2 separate regions of the Homo sapiens genome follow, and region 1 is linked to region 2. Evidence: chromatin loops called from intact Hi-C (ENCODE). Cell type or tissue: IMR-90. All regions are shown on one strand. Each heading gives the region's core, and the rest is flanking DNA. Links, peaks and the distances in the headings are about the cores only.

The links. A loop is a pair of places that touch in the nucleus more often than their neighbours do. Peaks named below come from ENCODE experiments on the same cell type or tissue, not always from the same donor. Only the 100,000 strongest peaks of a DNase experiment are listed, where the experiment ranks them.
Region 1: a loop joins it to region 2, with 2.6 times the contacts of the local background. A loop is called at or near these places in 6 of 110 quality-filtered maps.

The regions. Positions count from the first base shown.
Region 1 is chr1:24,858,685-24,867,008 of GRCh38, reverse strand. LOC105376876 (a long non-coding RNA gene) reads right to left here. Exons shown (of 3, transcript XR_947082.3): 2 at 3,484-3,821; 3 at 1,271-1,778. Among named protein-coding and RNA genes, the nearest start is that of MIR6731, 57 kb to the left of the region's middle. RefSeq lists an enhancer at 1-714. In IMR-90, for the core only: a CTCF peak has its summit at 4,605; no DNase peak of the experiment used is centred there; H3K27me3 peaks cover 2,524 bases.
Region 2 is chr1:24,915,916-24,924,239 of GRCh38, reverse strand. RUNX3 (RUNX family transcription factor 3) reads left to right here. Exons shown (of 5, transcript NM_004350.3): 3 at 4,896-5,000. It overlaps MIR6731 (microRNA 6731), which reads left to right and starts at 4,824; the gene lies at 4,824-4,895. In IMR-90, for the core only: no CTCF peak of the experiment used is centred there; a DNase peak (open chromatin) is centred at 3,849; H3K4me3 peaks cover 269 bases; H3K27me3 peaks cover 1,255 bases.

The DNA of each region.
Region 1 (8,324 bases), core at 20-8,019, 57 kb after region 2:
TAACACACTCAGTCCACACAAGCCTGCAAGGTAGGTGGTTACTCGCCCCTTTTGCATATGAGCACATTGAGGCTCGGAGGGGTGAAGGGATTTGGCAGAAGTTACACAACCAGAAAGTGGCAGAGCTGGGACCACAAGCCCCAGTCTTTCTGACTCTGAACCTCTTGCTCTCCCAGGGGAAGGCATGAACCCTGCCCCGGTGCCCTCGGCACTGGGCAACATCTCCCCTTGCATGAGGAGTCTGCTCTGAGTCACCTGTCCTGTCCTGCCCGTTGTTGCTGTGATCAGTGTCATTTGGGAACCCATAATTCCCCACTGGAGTCAGTCTTGCTTGGAGGTCAGAACCTGCTTCATCCCGTTCTGGCTGTGTGAGCCTGGGCAAGCCACTTCGCCTGCCTGGGTTTCAGTTTCCTTGTCTGTAAAATGAGCACAGTAGCCATCCCCACAGCCTGCTACAGCATCAGAGCCCAGTAAACGGGAACTGTTATTCGTGTCACTTTATGCACATGCGGATATTAAAATATTTTCACTACCAAAGTGGTTGCTCCATCCATTCTAGTTACAAAAAATTATAATGACACACAAAGTGAATGAGCTCCTGGCACCCACTGCTGGTTTGGTGAGTAATTTCCAAGACTGTTTTTTGCCTCATCGAAAGAAATCGAGGAGGGGATTAAAATTATAAGCCTCGCCATCCTGCGCTGCTGAGTCCTAACTTGATTCTTCCACTCAGCTCTTTGTCTCAGAGACGTCCCTATGCTTTATCTTTCATTTTTATTTATTTTTTTTTTCTTTCCTTCCTTCCTTCCTTTCTTATTTTCTTTTGTAGAGACAGAGTCTCACTCTGTGGCCCAGGCCGGAGTGCAGTGGTGCGATCGTGGTTCACTGCAGCCTGGACCTCCTGGGCTCAAGCCATCCTCCCCACTCAGCCACCCAAGTATCTGGGACTACAGTGTGTGCCACCATGCTCCGCTGGTTTTTTGTTTGTTTGTTTGTTTGTTTGTTGAGACAGAGTCTCGCTTTGTCACCCAGGCTGGAGTGCAGTGGTACTACAGGTGTGCACCACTACACCTGGCTAATTTTTCTATTTTTAGGAGAGATGGGGTTTCATCATGTTGGCTAGGCTGGGCTTGAACTCCTGGCCTCAAGTGATCCGCCTGCCTTGGCCTCCCAAAGTACTGGGATTACAGGTGAGCCACCGCACCCAGCCCCAGCTGATTTTTTAAATAATTTTTTTTAGAGATGAGGTATTGCTATTTTGCCCATACTTGTCTCAAACTTCTGGTCTCCAGCAATCCTCCTGCCTTGGCTGGGATTCCAGGCATGGGCCACTCTGCCCGGCTGCTGTACCTTTTATGGAATATGCTCCCTCCTGCCTTCTGTTTTGACCTTCACAGGTCTGTGACATGAACTGGGCAGGCAGCATCCCCTTTTTGCGGATGGAAAAACTGAAGTTCCAAAAAGTAAATGACATCTGCCAAAGGTCACACAGGGAGGAAGCGGCTACATCCCAAATCCAGATCTTCCCACTCTGGATGGCTGAAGATGTGTTTTCCAGGATCCACTGCCCACTCGGAGACAGACTGCTCTGTACAGCTTCATTGTTTTCATTCATCCGTTCCTTCCTTCATTCATTCCACCTGTGCCGGAAGCCAGGCCTCCTGCTGCGATGAGTAAGATTCCAGTAGTGGCTGTGTACAATTGGCATTCACAAAGGCAGATGAGAAGTCTTCAGCTGCTCCCCACACCACGCAGGTCTCGTTCCTGTGGGGAGAGCACTGGGAGGAAAGGGGAGAAAGAATCTTCATTTCTTTTCTTTTCTTTTTTTTTTTTCTTGAGATGGAGATTGCTCTGTCGCCCAGGCTGGAGTGCAGTGGCACGATCTCGGCTCATTGCAACCTCCACCTCCCAGGTTCAAGTGATTCTCCTACTCTGCTTCCCAAGTAGCTGGGATTACAGGCATGAGCCACCATGCCCTCCTAATTTTTGTATTTTTAGTAGAGACAGGGTTTTGCCATGATGGCCAGGCTGGTCTCCAACTCTTGACCTCAGGTGATCTGCCTGTCTCAGCCTCCAAAGTGCTGGGATTACAGGCATGAGCCACTGCGCCCTGGCTGGGATCTTCATTTCTATGCTGCTTATAGTTTTAGAGACAAGCAAACATGATTTCTTTTGTTACTAAAAAGAAATAAAAAAAACAAAACCAGTGGGATCCCTAGACAGAGGTACACTCAGGGTAAAGCCAGGTGAGAAACTGGGTGTGGGCTGTGCCCTGGCCTTGCTGAACGGCTTTACTGGGCGGCCCAGGACACCTGAAATCTGAGACGCCAGCTCCTGGGCAAAGTCTCAGAACGTCAAAGGGTAAAAAAGGGAAGCGTGGAACTGTCAGCAGTGCTGAGGCCTCATTAAGAGAGCCCCCAAAACCCAAAGGTCATTTCCTCCTGCACAGTGGATGTGTTTATTTTACATATCTGGCCAAGCACAGGGGAAAAAGCCAGGCTATAGAGCCAAGGGGCCGAGAAAGAAAGGGGAGAAAAGAAAACAGAAAGTGAAGTGGTGTTTTATGAGCAGCTTTAAATCCCCCTCCCACAATGAATCATGAGGGCTGCTAACGAGGACGACTCCAGAAAGTCTAGGGGTGGGAGTCAGGGGAAACAGGGAAATCGGATCAACATGGATGAAAACTCATGTGTGCTTGCTCACACATACACACACATGCACGCACATGCACACACGCACACACATGCAGACACGCATACACACACATGCACACATGTATACACACATGCATGCACACGCACGCTCAAACATATGCACACACACGGAGCTGTTCTGAGGAGAACAGAGGTGGGGAAGAGAACACATAACCTACGAGGTTAAAAACGCCAGCTGGGCCGGGTGCGGTGGCTCACGCCTGTAATCTCAGCACTTTGGGAGGCCAAGGCAGGAGGATAACCTGAGGTCAGGATTTCGAGACCAGCTTGACCAACATGGCAAAACCCCATCTCTACTAAAAATACAAAACAATTAGCTGGGCGGGGTGGTGTGTGCCTCTAATCCCAGCTACTCAGGAAGCTGAGGCAAGAGAATCGCTTGAATTGAAGAGGCAGAGGTTGCAGTGAGCTGAGATTGCGCCACTGCACTCCAGCCTGGGTGACAGAGCGGGACTCTGCCTTGAAAAAAATAAATAAAATAACAACAATGACAACAACAATCCCAGCTGTCCCAAGAAGAGCCCTGTGTGGAGAACCTTCATGGCCGAGGCCAGGGGCAGCAGGGAGACACTGCCACTGGCAGGAGCTGAGCTCCACTCCTGTGGGCTCCCCAGCATCATGGTCACCCTCAGGGAGCACCTGGGCCTCACTGTCTTGTACCCCACCATCCCCTCACATGGGGCCTAGAAGTTAGGCCTGGTACAAGTGTGGTCTCACACATACACACTCACATGCACACGCACACGCACTCATTTACACACACACACACCTCTTTAATGTCTTCTCCTCTGGAGGAATCTTGGCCAACCTCTTTAATGTCTTTTCCTCTGGAGGAATCTTGGCCAACCTCTTTAATGTCTTTTCCTCTGGAGACATCTTGGCCAACCTCCGAAAGGTGGACTGTGACTCCTGTGTTTTCCACAATTGCCAGCCCCTGCCCCTTGGGTGGCAGCAGGAGGCAGTTTCTGGCACACGGGGTGACACTGGGCGCCTGGGTCCGGCCGCGCGCCAAGCTCCTAGTGCAGGGCCTGGTTCAGCGCCTCCAGGAATGGAAGGTTTTCTTTTCAGCATCACTGTGCTCATCCTAGGTAGGGACCTTGGGAGGGCCTGTGGGAAGGGTGGAGAGAAGAAAAGATGGACAGAAGATGCAGGAGGAGGGTGGCCAGGGAGGGAGAGCCCAGGGAACAGTGTCCAGGTCAGCCAGCTCATCAGACACCCAGGCCCACCTCGAGGGACTGGAAGTGGGTCCACTGTAGGGTGAGGCAGGAGCTGGTGGGCAGCCTGTGCCCCTGGCATGGGGCCTGAAGTCACTACAGGTCACCGATACTGGCAGTCAGGAAGGAAAACTGGATGTGGACCCCCTGGGCCCCACGAGGATGGGGTAAGCACACCTACCACTGAGCCTGGGAAAGGGAAATGCGGGTTTGGGAGCCAGGAGGAGACAGAGTTGGCCCAGAAAGATGTCTGGTGTCCACTCAGTCATGCAGGGAAGCTTTGCCCACAGCTGTCAGCCCTCAGCACACCACTGACTACTCCAGGGCTCAATTTCTCGCAGTCTCTGAGACACTGGGGGGTCCCATCTCCCATAGATTTAAGGCTCATTCGAATGCTACTGACTGTCCCTACCCACACGGCCCCTCCCCGCGGCTGCCTCTCCTCCCAGCGCCTCTCCCTCAAGACACTGCCATCAGCAGCTCAGAAGCGGCCAAGAATTTCCACTAATTGCCTCTCCCTGCAAAACAAACAAACCAAAAGGAGTCACAGTTTAAGTGTCTTTTGGTCTGCTGCCTGATCTTCTTTAAGCCCAGCCTGATTTCTTCTAGGTCCAGGTGTACAAAAACGTCACCTTTTCTGACAGTGGAGAAACAGCCACCGAGTTTTCATGCAGGCCACAGGGAGGAGCTTGTTCTGGAGAATAATACAGCAAAGAAGACTGGCGAGTGCAGCCTTGAAACGATTCAAGGCCGTAGCTCGCCCCTCCTAAGCACCTCTCCAAACTGCGGTGCCTCTGTGGGGAGTGTGGCAAAGCTAACAGCAGCTTCTGCCAGAAGGGAGTGCCCGTCTGAGAGCCTGCGGCCACCGTCTAGGACAGGGATGCGGTAAACTCTCTGTTGTCTGAAGGAGGGGCCTGTGGGGAGAGTGACGGGCCTGGTAGCCCCAGAATCTGCCCCCGGTCCACTCCCACCTTCTCCTTTAAGGAATGTGAGCTGCAGGCTTCAAGAGCCCCAGATGTTGGCCACCAGCTTTGAAGCTGCCACCAGCCTTCCCAGGACCAAACTGATGGCCGCGGCCAGGGTAGGAGGAGCCAGCAGCATCCCCCCACCATTTTCTGGAGGAGTCCAGGACAAGTCATATTCTCTAGCCTATGCAAGGTCGCTTGTCTGGCCGGGGTAGCCAGGATGGCCGGGTGCCCATGTGGGTCATGCCAACCTCACGTCCTTCCCCGCCGACCATACTCTGCGTATGGGAGGGGGAGCGATACCACAGAAGTTCTGGCACCTTCCTGATCTCCTTTTGCACTTCCAGGTGTCATGATTTCTGCTCTTGGGGACCTAAAGGTCAGCAGTGTCACCTACAGTGTCCCAGAGAGGGCTGGGTTTCCGTGTGCCTGAATTTCCACGTGCTCTGGACGCCCAGTGGTTCTGAACAGGGTATGGGGCATATCTGGCTGCTGAGATCCCACCGCAGACCTAACAAACAGAATCCTCAATGCCCTGGGCCCGAACAGGACTCCGGGACGCCCCCTAACAATAGCCATGTGAGACACCCTTCTTCTGACACAGCCCCAAGAGCCAACAGACCCAGGATGAAGCCTTATGATGTGTACAGCCTTAAGCAAATGACTGAACCTCTCAGAGCCTGTGCGCTCGTCCCTAAAGTAAAGATAACACTGGCACCTACTCGGTCACGAAGAAAACATGAGCTAACTCAACCCAGGGCTTCACACAGACTAAATGCCTAATAAATGGCAGCTCTTATCATGCTGTTGCTGTGGGGACAGAGAGAGTCCGCTGTGAACGACCACCTTGCCTGCTTTCAGGCTGGAGTCTGTCTGCTCCGCCTTGCTAGCCAAGTCACCCCTGCCGGTCAGGGTTGCCACATATGGGTGTATAGCTTGTGCACTGCACAAAGTGCTAGCACCGGAATTGGGGCCAAAATCCAACGTGACTCCACCGCTGAGCCATGTATGTTGGCATAAGAGGAGTTCTGCAAGGAGCACGTTTTCTCATCTGCCCAGGAGCACCTCGCAAGCAGTGACGGCTGCTGTGAAGCCCGGGCTGGGCTTGCCCCAGCCTCCGCCAGTCCCAGAACCACGGTCAGTGTTTGCCAAGTTCTGTCTCGAGCCCCAGCTCAGCCACCCTGAGAAGGTGGTGGCCAGCATCTGGCTCTCAGTACCTCCCCGACAGGAAACTGCCCAACCCCGCCCCATGCCTCCACCTGGTCCTCGAAGGCTGCAGATTCTTTATGTCTCTGCCCAACATCGCCACTGTCCCTGATGGGGTTTACAGGCCCAGGCCTAGGTGGGAGAGGAAGAAGTTTCAGGTGGGTGGAAGAGAAGAGAATGGCATTCTACTAGAAGCTGGTTTTTAATTTGCATATATAGAAATGCATATATAAGCTGGGTGCAGTCTCTTACGCCTGTAATCCCAGCACTTTGGGAGGCCGAGGCGGGTAGATCACTTGAGCTCAGGAGTTCACGACCAGCCTGGCCAACATGACAAAACCCCGTATCTACTAAAAATACAAAAATTTGCTGGGTGTGGTGGTGGGCGCCTGTAATTCCAGCTACTTGGGAGGCTGAGGCAGGAGAATCGCTTGAACCCAGGAGGCAGAGGTTGCAGTGAGCCGAGATCGCGCCACTGCACTCCAGCCTGGGCGACAAGAATGAATCTCCGTCTAAAAAAAAAAAAAAAGAAATGCACATATATAAATATATTTTTTATTTTTACAATATAATTATATAGAGAGAGTGTGCATGTGAGGGAGAGAAGGAGGACAACTTGAGAAGCTTGAAAATCTATTTATTATTAGATGACATTAGGAAATGATTGGTAGTTTTTTTAGATATTAGATTATGGGGCCGGTTACAGTGACTCATGCCTGTAATCCCAGCACTTTGGGAGGTCGAGGCAGGAGGATTGCTTGAGGCCAGGAGCTTGAGACCAGCCTGGTCAACATGACAAAACCCCGTCTCTACTAAAAATACAAAAAATTAGCTGGGCATGGTGGCATGTATCTTTGGTCCCATCTAGGGAGGCTGAGGCTCAAAAATCACTTGAACCCGTAAGGTAGAGGTTGCAGTAAGCCAAGATCATGCCACTGCGCTCCAGCCTGGGTGTTAGAGCAAAACTAAAAAAATATTATGGGCCAGGCACATTGGTTCACGTCTGTAATCTCAGCACTTTGGGAGGCTGAGGCAGGAGGATTGCTTGAGCCCCGGAGTTCAAGGCCAGCCTGGGCAACATGGTGAAACCTCATCTCTATAAATAAATAAATAAATAAATAAATAAATAAATAAATATGTGTGTGTGTGTGTGTGTGTATTAATTAAAATTAGCTGGGCAGCCGGCATTATGGCGTGCACCTGAGGTCCCATCAAGTTGGGAGGCTGAAGTGGGAGAATCACCTAATCCTAGGAAGTCAAGGCTGCAGTGAGCCGAGATTGTGCCACTTCACCCCAGCCTGGGTGACACAATGTTGAATTAGTGAAATGTCAAAATGTTTACAGCTTACTTTGAAATGTTTTGGAATAGACAGATAAAACAAATACAGCAAGTGTCAGCAGCTATTACATCTGGTTGGTGGCTGCGTGGATACTTGTATGGAGATTTGTTAGATGACTCCTGCACCTTTTCTGTATGTTTGAAAATTTTCATAATGAAAATGTCTACATAATTTCAGGTGAGAAATAGCCTCCAGGGTCACCTCAGTTCTCTTGTTCCCTCCCGACCCTGCACTTCTGTCTTTACCTCCAAGAGGAATGCCCCTGGGCACACCCCTGTCTCCTTTGGGTGTGGGGGCAGGGGTCCTCGCAGGGTGACACATTAGAGCCACTCAGAAGGGTGGGCCATTCACTGCCTCTGATTGTGCCTCCTGGAGCAGGTGACGTTGTCCTGCTCATGTCCCCCTCATCTCCTCAACCTCAGGGATACTCCTTTTGGAGTGTGAAGCTCTACAGAAAGATGTTCCTTGCTTATTTTGTATAATTAAAAAAAGGAGAAAAAGTAGACAAGTCCAACTGTCTGTCCATCAATAGGAAATTGGTGGCAAAATTTCACAGCTATGTGTTAGTACATCCCGACATGCAGGTATGTCCGTGATACTGTGAAGAAAATAGCAACTTGCAAACACTCTGTATGATGTGATGGTTTAAAAAGAAAACATGGGCCAGGTGTGGTGGCTCGTGCCTGTAATCCCAGCACTTTGGGAGGCCAAGGTGGGAGGATCACCTGAGCCTAGGAGGTGGAGGTTGCAGTGAGCCATGATCGCACCACTGTGCTCCAACCTGGGTGACAGAGCAAGATCCTGTCTCAAAAAACAAACAAACAAACAAACAAAAACCTAAAGAAAAGTAAAAAGAAAACACTATATGCATAATCATGATGTATT
Region 2 (8,324 bases), core at 315-8,314:
ATGCTCAGCTGATTTTTTAAAATTATTTGTTGTAGAGATGGGGGTGTTGTTCACTGTGTTGCTCAGGCTGGTCTTGAACTCCTGGACTCAAGCGATCCTCCTGCCTCAGCCTCTCAAAGTGTTGGGATTACAGGCATGAGCCACTGCGACCAGCCAGAGAACTTTTATAAGCAAGTTTTTCCCTCCCAGGAAGAATTGAATCTTCACCACCCTGGGCAGCGTTGGGTGCTGGCATCCCCCACCACATACACGCACCCCACCCCTAACGCTGGCAGTGCCACCCCAACACTATGTTGACCACACGCCACCACAAATCCCAAAAATGCCCCTCTAGCAGGCGGCCACTGGCCTAAGTGAAAATGAAAAGCACATGAGCTCTCGAGCTGTGATCAACTGGTTAAAAAGCAACTGTGTGTCGACAGAGATTCGGGGTGCAGTGTGCCGGTGCAGGCTGAGGGGAACCGCTGGTTGGGGGAGAGATGAATGGCTTCTTGGCTGAAGCTGAGAAAACCCCGAGGTCCCCTGAGACTGAGACACGTCCCCTCCCCCCACCCATGCAGCTCCTGTGGGTGGGGCGGGGACCTTATACACATAGGAACCCAGGCAGAGAATGCTCAAGGACTTGCCTGAGGCCCTGCTGCCACCCCGGCTGGTTGATGATGGGTCCTGGAGGAGTTTCTGGAGCCCTAAAGGAAACCCATTTCCCAGACCAAGACTTCTCCCCTGCAACCAGGGCCAGCCCTCAGAGAGCCTGGGTTTACACTTCCTGGGCTCCTGATGGATTGCAGGTTTGCCTGGGACTCCTGCACAGAGTTATATCTAGAGGCTGAGAGAGAGGGATGGATGGGTTTGCCACTGCCAGGCAGAGAGAGAGCTGGGCAGGGCCGGGGTAGCTGAGGGGCACTCAGGGAGACAGCTTTCTCCCACCCCTGCTCCCCAGGCTCCCTGTCTCCCGAGGTCCAGGACTCCTGCCCCTCCCTCTCACTCCTCCTCTTAGGCCCCACACTCCTCTCCTTTGTACCTGGGAGGGGTGGTGACAGGCGTGGAAGCTGGTGGAAGCGGCCGAGGAGTGCTGGTGACCTCAGGGGTGGCATGTGGTTTGCTACCTGGTATGGGTGGGGGCTTCTCACTTCTCAGGAGCGGGACGTTAGTACCTGTGTGCAAAATGGGAGCCATTATCTCTGCCCTTAATTTATTTAACAAATGTTGTTGAGCACCTACTCTGTGCCGGATGCCGTCCTAGGGGCTGGAGACACTGCATGAACAAGACAAAAACTTGGGCCCCTGGGGAGGTTATAATCTAGTAGAAGGAGACAAAATGAGTAGATGGATTATTAAAAGCATATGCATTGTGAGAAAATTCCAGCAGGTGCAGGGAATAGAGAAAGGGAGTGGTAGGGCCTGTGATACTTCAGGTTGAGCTGCTTAGCGCTTTTTTTTTTTTTTTTTTTTTTTTTGCCCTGTGGGCCCCTCTGATAGCTGGTGAAGCCCGCACACCTTTCTCAGAACAATGATATTTTTAAGGTATAAAATCAAATACAAAGTATTACAATAGAAACCATTTCTATTAAAACATAGCAAAATACTTTAAAAATTGTGGTAAATGTGCTGCTTTATTCAATGTATTAAATAAGATCTAGCATTGGGCCTAATGACAACCATGGTTTTGAAGTTGTGATGAGCATAAAAGATATTTAGAGCAATCTGCAGCAACTGTAATGTGATATGTAAGTATCTGTGACGTCTGTTGGTGACAAGGTCACAGGTACGGCTGATAATACCTCTGTGGTTTGTTGCCTACGCTCGTACTTGAGAGTGATGCTAAATTTCAGTTAGAGGTTAGGGACAATACAATTGTAATTTTTTCCTACCCTAGTTCTCAGGCTCATTCAACTCTACGGAGCCAAGTTAAAAATGCCTTCCAGGTGTAGTGGTTTACGACTGTAATCCCAACACTTTGGGAGGCCAAGGCAGGAGGATCACTTGAGCCCAGGAGTTCAAGACCAGCCTGGGCACATAGTAAAAGCTTGAAAAAAAAAAAAAAGAAAGAAAGGAAAGAAAGAAAAGAAAGGAAAGGAAGGAAGGAAGGGAGGGAAGGAAAAGAAGGAAGGGAAAAAAAGAAATAGCCGGGCATGGTGGCGCTCACCTGTTGTCCCAGCTACTCAGGAGGCTGAGACAGGAGGATCACTTGAGCCCGGGAGGTCCAGGCTGCAGTGAGCTATGATCATGCCACTGCACTCCAACCTGGGTGACAGAGCAAGACCTTGTCTCAAAAAAATTAATTAAAATTAAAAATGCCTACTTCAGATAAAGTGACCAGGGAAGGCCTGACTGAGAAGGTGGGCGACCTGAAGGAGGGTTTTAGTAAGCTTTCAAATGCTGCTGTGGGCCCGGGGCCCTGTGGCAGGGCACTGGGACCCATTAGTCCTCCGTGTCTCCAGTCTGGCCCCTAGGGCTCTGGGCTGTCTGCCTAAACTCCCCGTCATAACCAAGAAGGTGCTGGACAATGCTGGCAGGGTCAGAGGCTCAGGGACCCCAGGAGAGTGCTGGGCTGGTTGGAGGAGAAAGAGGTCCAGCAGAGAAATGACCTCAGAGTGAGGAAAGGCAGTAGGAGGGGTCGGGCAGGGAGCCCGAGGCATCTGCCTGGCACTTCCCTAGACCATCTGCACTTCTGCTTCCAGAAATCATACAAAGTGGCCCCTGTGACCTGAGAGTGGGAGACCAGGTCTGTTCTGACCTGGGGCTCCGGGGGCAAGTGCAGTCAGAATTTCTATCCCTGCCTCAGCCGACTGGCTTAGGAAAAGGCTTCCAGAGAAGCCCCTCATTTCCCAGCTGGAGTGACACTCAGTGGGTCTTGAGCTTTAAATTCCCCCTGGTGTCTCAGAGGGCCTTGGGTCCTGTGGCATGGCTCCTGGCAGCCTGGCTGGTTTAATTTTGTTCCGGATTCTCCTGCCTCTGGGGCTAGAATTTTCACTTGATCAGTTGACTAACAAGTACCCGGCCATGCAAAGAGAACTGTGAGATACTGGTCTCCACCCTGAGCTTCATCTCCCACCTGCAACGTGGGGCTGTTGAAACCTACCTGCTCACTTTGGAGGCGTGTCAGGGGGACACCAGAGGGATGCGCTTGGGCAGCCTCTCTCCTTGACCATCCTGTGCCAGCCCTGGGGTACAGGTGAGAGTGCGAGACCATTGGCCCCTACCCACAGGGAGTTCCCAGGCCTGTACGTGGGATCCAGAGGCAGGGATAGGGGGATAAAGTCTGGCTTGGGGGATCCGCAAATCTCCCCCGCTCCCGGCCACCAATCTCATAAAGCATGAGGCTGTGGATCGTAATAGAGAATAGGGTGAGAGGAGGACTCTTACCCAGACCCCCAAACTCCCAGACACATCAGAGAATTCACTGTAGAAAGTAGAGAGAAGACTGTCGAAAGTAAATCTTCATAAACTGCTTTCTACACGGAGAAACCCGTCTGAACATAAAACGATAGAAGAACGAGAAATAGAAGTGAAAATGAAAAACCACCCAGCGTGTGAAGGCAAAATGTGCAGGCCTGTGCCCGGGGAAACTGATGGCCACAAATACAGCATGGAAAGTATTAACAAGCTTAATATATAGCAATTTTTAAAAGGCACTAAAACCTTCACAGGAAAGTAAAAGAACATGAAGCAGTAATTTGTGTTGGATTATGATGGATAATAATCATATAAAAAGTTTCATTCTCACTAGTAATAGAAAAAAAGGCAAACAAAATCAAGAGCGTGTAAAAGATCTTCCATCTTGATAGACACATCCCTGGGGTGTGACGCAGCCTCACACGCGAGGGTGACGACTAAATCTCTCCGGAGAGTCATCTCACTCCAAGAGGGATCCGCGCCCGTAATATGTCCCAACCCTCTGCTGCCGTGAAATCACTCACCGCTTCTTGGAATCTCTTCTAAGGAAATAAGCAGAGATGCAGACAAAGATTTTTATAAACAGAAGGTCACTTTCATTTTATTTTAAATGGTAAAAAAAAAAAAAAGTAGTATTTTAAAAGTTTTTTCCCCTCTCAGGAATTTTGAATGGAGACTTTGGAGCCAAATGTCTATCTAAAAATAGAACATTCTGGAAATAACAGTTGTGTCTACAGAAGAAATGTCTGCAGCTCCCAAATCAGTCCTTTTTCAGCTCCAGCTGCACACATCAATAAGAAATTAGCAACGATGTAAATACCCGAGAGTAAGGAGGTAGATAAATAAAAGATGAGGAGGCTTCCTTGAGTTGAAATATTTTGCAGCCATTAAAAACGAAGTTTATGGAGTTTTAATGACGTGGGAAAGTGCTTCTGATGTGAGGTTAAATGAAAAAAAAAACAGTATGAAAATCTGTATTTTAGTACCACTGCGACTGTGTAAATATACAAACCCATACAAAAAGAGCTGAAAGGGAAAACACCAAATGGTAACGGTGTCTATCTCCAGCTAGTGGAACCGTGGGGGGGGGGTGTCTTTTCTTCTTTATTTATATTTTGTATGTTCTTGAATTTTTCTACAAAGATCACCAATTACTTTCAGAAAATAGAATATACCCATCCTGCTCCCCACCACAAAATCGTGTGGGTCTCTGAATAGAAGAGACAGCAGAAAGGCCAAGAAGAGGGGAACATGAGCCAGGGTGGTCACGGCATGGGGCGGGGGGTTGACAAAGTTGGCGTCAGACCCCCAGGGGCCTTGAATGCCAAGCCCAAGAGCTTGAACTTCACCCAGAGCCCTATCTTCTGCCCATGTTCAAAGAGGACAGAGTGCCCCTTCTTGACAGTTAGGGGCTTCCAGGGGTAGATACAGGTGGGAGAGCAGGGTATTGTGGAAGCTCCAGGTGCCAACCACCTGCCTCTATTCCCCACTCTCCCCAGGGAAGAGTTTCACCCTGACCATCACTGTGTTCACCAACCCCACCCAAGTGGCGACCTACCACCGAGCCATCAAGGTGACCGTGGACGGACCCCGGGAGCCCAGACGTAAGTGCCACCGAGCCCCCTGAGCCCCTGCGCGGGGGAGGAGGGTCCAGTGCGGGAAGGACAGCAGCTAGGTCAGACAGATGGAGCCCTCCTCGGGGGGTTGCAGTCCTTGGCTCTGTGCCCCCACACACTGCGTGCCTGCTGGCAAACCCCTAAACCCTCTGGGCTTAGCCTGAGACCGTGGGAGGCCAGCGAGGAGGCTGGGAGTGGAGATGACTGTCCATGGAGACTACTGAGGGAGTCAAGGAAAGGAAAAGGATGGAGAAAGCTTTCAGATATGGCATTTGTCGGGTGCTTGTGTGTTTCTGGGTGGAGGTTGAGCCAGGCTTGCTTTACTCTGCCCCCAGCTTCTCTGCGGGTGGCTGAGGGATGCATGGAGGGCAGGAGTGATCAAAAGTCAGGGGCTGGTCTGGCTGTGAGGCCAGGCCTCTTCCTTGGAAACTGAGTCTTTGAATCTTAGCATGTGACTTGCTCAGGTCACCCAGAGTCCGGGCACCCAGACCCTATGAGCAGGGAGTTCTGGTCCATCAAAGCGAGTTTGTGTTTAATTCTCTCTGCTTGCTGAAGGTCAGATTAAGGCTGGGGAAGTGGGAGGGTAGGCTGAGGCTCTGTGTCCACAGAATGAATGAATGACTGACTGACTGACTGACTGAATGAATGAATGAATGAATGAAATAGAGCCAGCCAGCTTCCTGAGCTCCATCCCACCTCCCCAAGGCATTTTCAGCTTGGTGCACTGAAGGTTGGCCCACCCCTCTCTTTCTCAGAAATGTGACCCTTTGTAGTTTAGAAGACCTTTTAGCAGTCACTATTGAATGGGATCTTGATGACAGCAGAGCCAGAGGGGTCACCCAAGTTCCAGTGAGGAGAGAATCCAGGCCTGAGGGAGTTGGGTACCTGAATAGGACCTAATGCTGTGCAAGGAGCAGGAAGGCGCCCCAGGCTTCAGTCTTCCCAGAGGCAAGATTCTAGGCTGAGCAGGCCTGGGGCAGGAGGCCTGGGGCAGGAGGCCTAGCCCTGGGCTGGCCCCTCCCTTCTTGGGAGTCAGCTGGGCCTGACACCCCATCATCCAATTCCTGGGCCCATCCCAGCATCTGGCCACTTGGGAAAGGCTTGGAGCTGAGTCCAGCAGCCCTGGAAGAGTTTCCCTCCAGGGCTCTCAGGGTCACCTCTGCCAGCCCTGAGCCCCGGCACGCATCCTCAGGCCTGCACCGTCAGCTCCCAGCCAGCACTTGCCCTGGCCACACTCCTGCTGGTTCCCTCCTGCTGAGATCAGACATAGACCAGCCCATGCCCTTGGCCTTGGGCTTCATGACCCTAGGCAAGTCATGTCTTCTTTGTGGCCTCAGTTTTGTCATCTGAGAACTGGATCAGTGACTCCAGGAGTCTCAAGGTGGTGATGGCTGGGAAGCCCTCATGAGCCATAGACCACCATGGTGTAGAGAGCAGTTTCCAAGCCAGCCTTCCTGGCTGTGGGTCCTTGGGCTAGTCATCTCCGTGCCTCAGTTTCCTGAACTGAAAAATGATATTCGCACAAGCAGCTACCTCATGATGCTATTGCGAGGAAACAGTGGCTTAATCTATAGAAAGCACTTAGCGGTGGGGGTTAGCAAGGGATCCGTCACTTTAGCCAGGGCTGTTATCTGCAGTGTGACCTAGGGCAAGTCACTGACCTCTCTGGGCCTCAGCTCCCTCCTCCATGAAGTGTGATGATGCCACCCACCCTGCGGACCTGGAGATCAGGGGCGACATGTGGACAGCACGTGGCCGTAGCACAGAGGGGTCCCATGAGTCACTGGGTCCGCAGCGTTTTGTCGTCCTCAGTACCCAGCCCCCTTCCTGCACTCCCACCACCACCATTAGTCAACGGTGAGCTCTCTCATGGGCAGCAGCTGGGTGGCTGCCTTGGTAATAGAGGTGCAGGTATCAAGTCTCCATTGAAGGAGGTGGCAGCCCTGCCCTATGTCTCCAGGGGCAGGGTCAGCATGGACAGGAGCCTCAGTTGGGCTCTGGGTGGGGATGCGGCACTCAGAAGCCACTCCAGAAAGAGGGGAGCCACTCCAGAAAGAGGGAGGCACGGGACGGGGTCTTGACGCTTGGTGGGAAGATCCAAGGGACCGGGCAAGGTTGGCCCCTCTGAGAGCCCTCCATGCTCAGCCCAGCCCACCCCAGAGCCGCCCACTCTGCCCTGCTGGGACCCCTGGATGAGCATGGAGACTCAGCCCTGCCTGTGGGAGATTCCAGCAGAATCCCCTGCCTGCTCTTCCCTGCCTGGGTCTCCCAGACCTGAGATGGCCCCTTCTGGGGTGAGCTGGAAGGTAAATGCGTGGCTCAGGACGAGGCAACAAGAGGGAGGGACAGAGGCTGGGCCTGGAGACCCACGGCGTCAGAAGCCAGGCTTGCTGCACCACCTGAGACAGGTGACCTCCCTCTCTGGGCCCCGGCAGCGGCTGGATCAGTGGTTTTATTTACAGAACAGAGCAGAGATGGAGTCGGGGGGCAGTCTACTAGGTCCCCCATCCTTAGGACCTGCCTGTTCCTGTCCCTGGCATATCCTGGCCCTGAGATCAGGTCCCCCCCCATACCCTGGGTTGCAGCCCCACTCCTTTGTCTTTGGCCCTGGACAAATCCTTGGCCTTTCGGGTCCTCAGCGTCCCCATCTGTAAGAGTGAAGGGACCAGCTCAGCGGCTCCTGGTCACTGAGCAACCCCCTCCCTTGCGTCAGGCCCTGTGCAAAGTCCCCAGTAACTGATCTCTTGGGCAACCCCAGGAGAGGATAGAGGCCAGGGCGCAAAACCTTTTGCCCAAGGTGACTGTCAGCACACCCTGGGGGCTCCGACCCGGGGGCTGCGGGAAGTGAGGGCCACTTGGAAGGGCCTTTTCACCTCAGTGTGCTCAGCTGTCAAATGGATGGTATTGGTGTCTGCCTAGGGGAGTCGCTGTGAAGGTTGACTGAGTTTACCGGGGCCTGGCCCCAGGAAGTGCCCCCACAACCTTCACAGGTTGTTACAGGCCTTTTGTGCTCCTGGACTTCCTTTCCCGGCTTTTTTCCTGTTTTGCCACCTCCGACCCTCTGAAATCTGAGCCCGCTGTGGGGTGAAGTGGGAGTAGGGGCTGGTCCTGGGAGCCAAGGACTGGGAATCTGTAGATCCCTGAGGCCGGCTGTGGGTTCTGTGGCCGGGTCGTTCCCCTCTGGTGCCCTGCAGAGCGTGCCCGGCCTGCAGCCAGGTGGCCAGCTGGGTTTGAAGGCTGGCTTGGTGGCTTCCTGCCTGTGTGGCCTCGGTTTCTGAGGTTCTCAGTGCTGGTGTCCCTCAGAGTCACTGG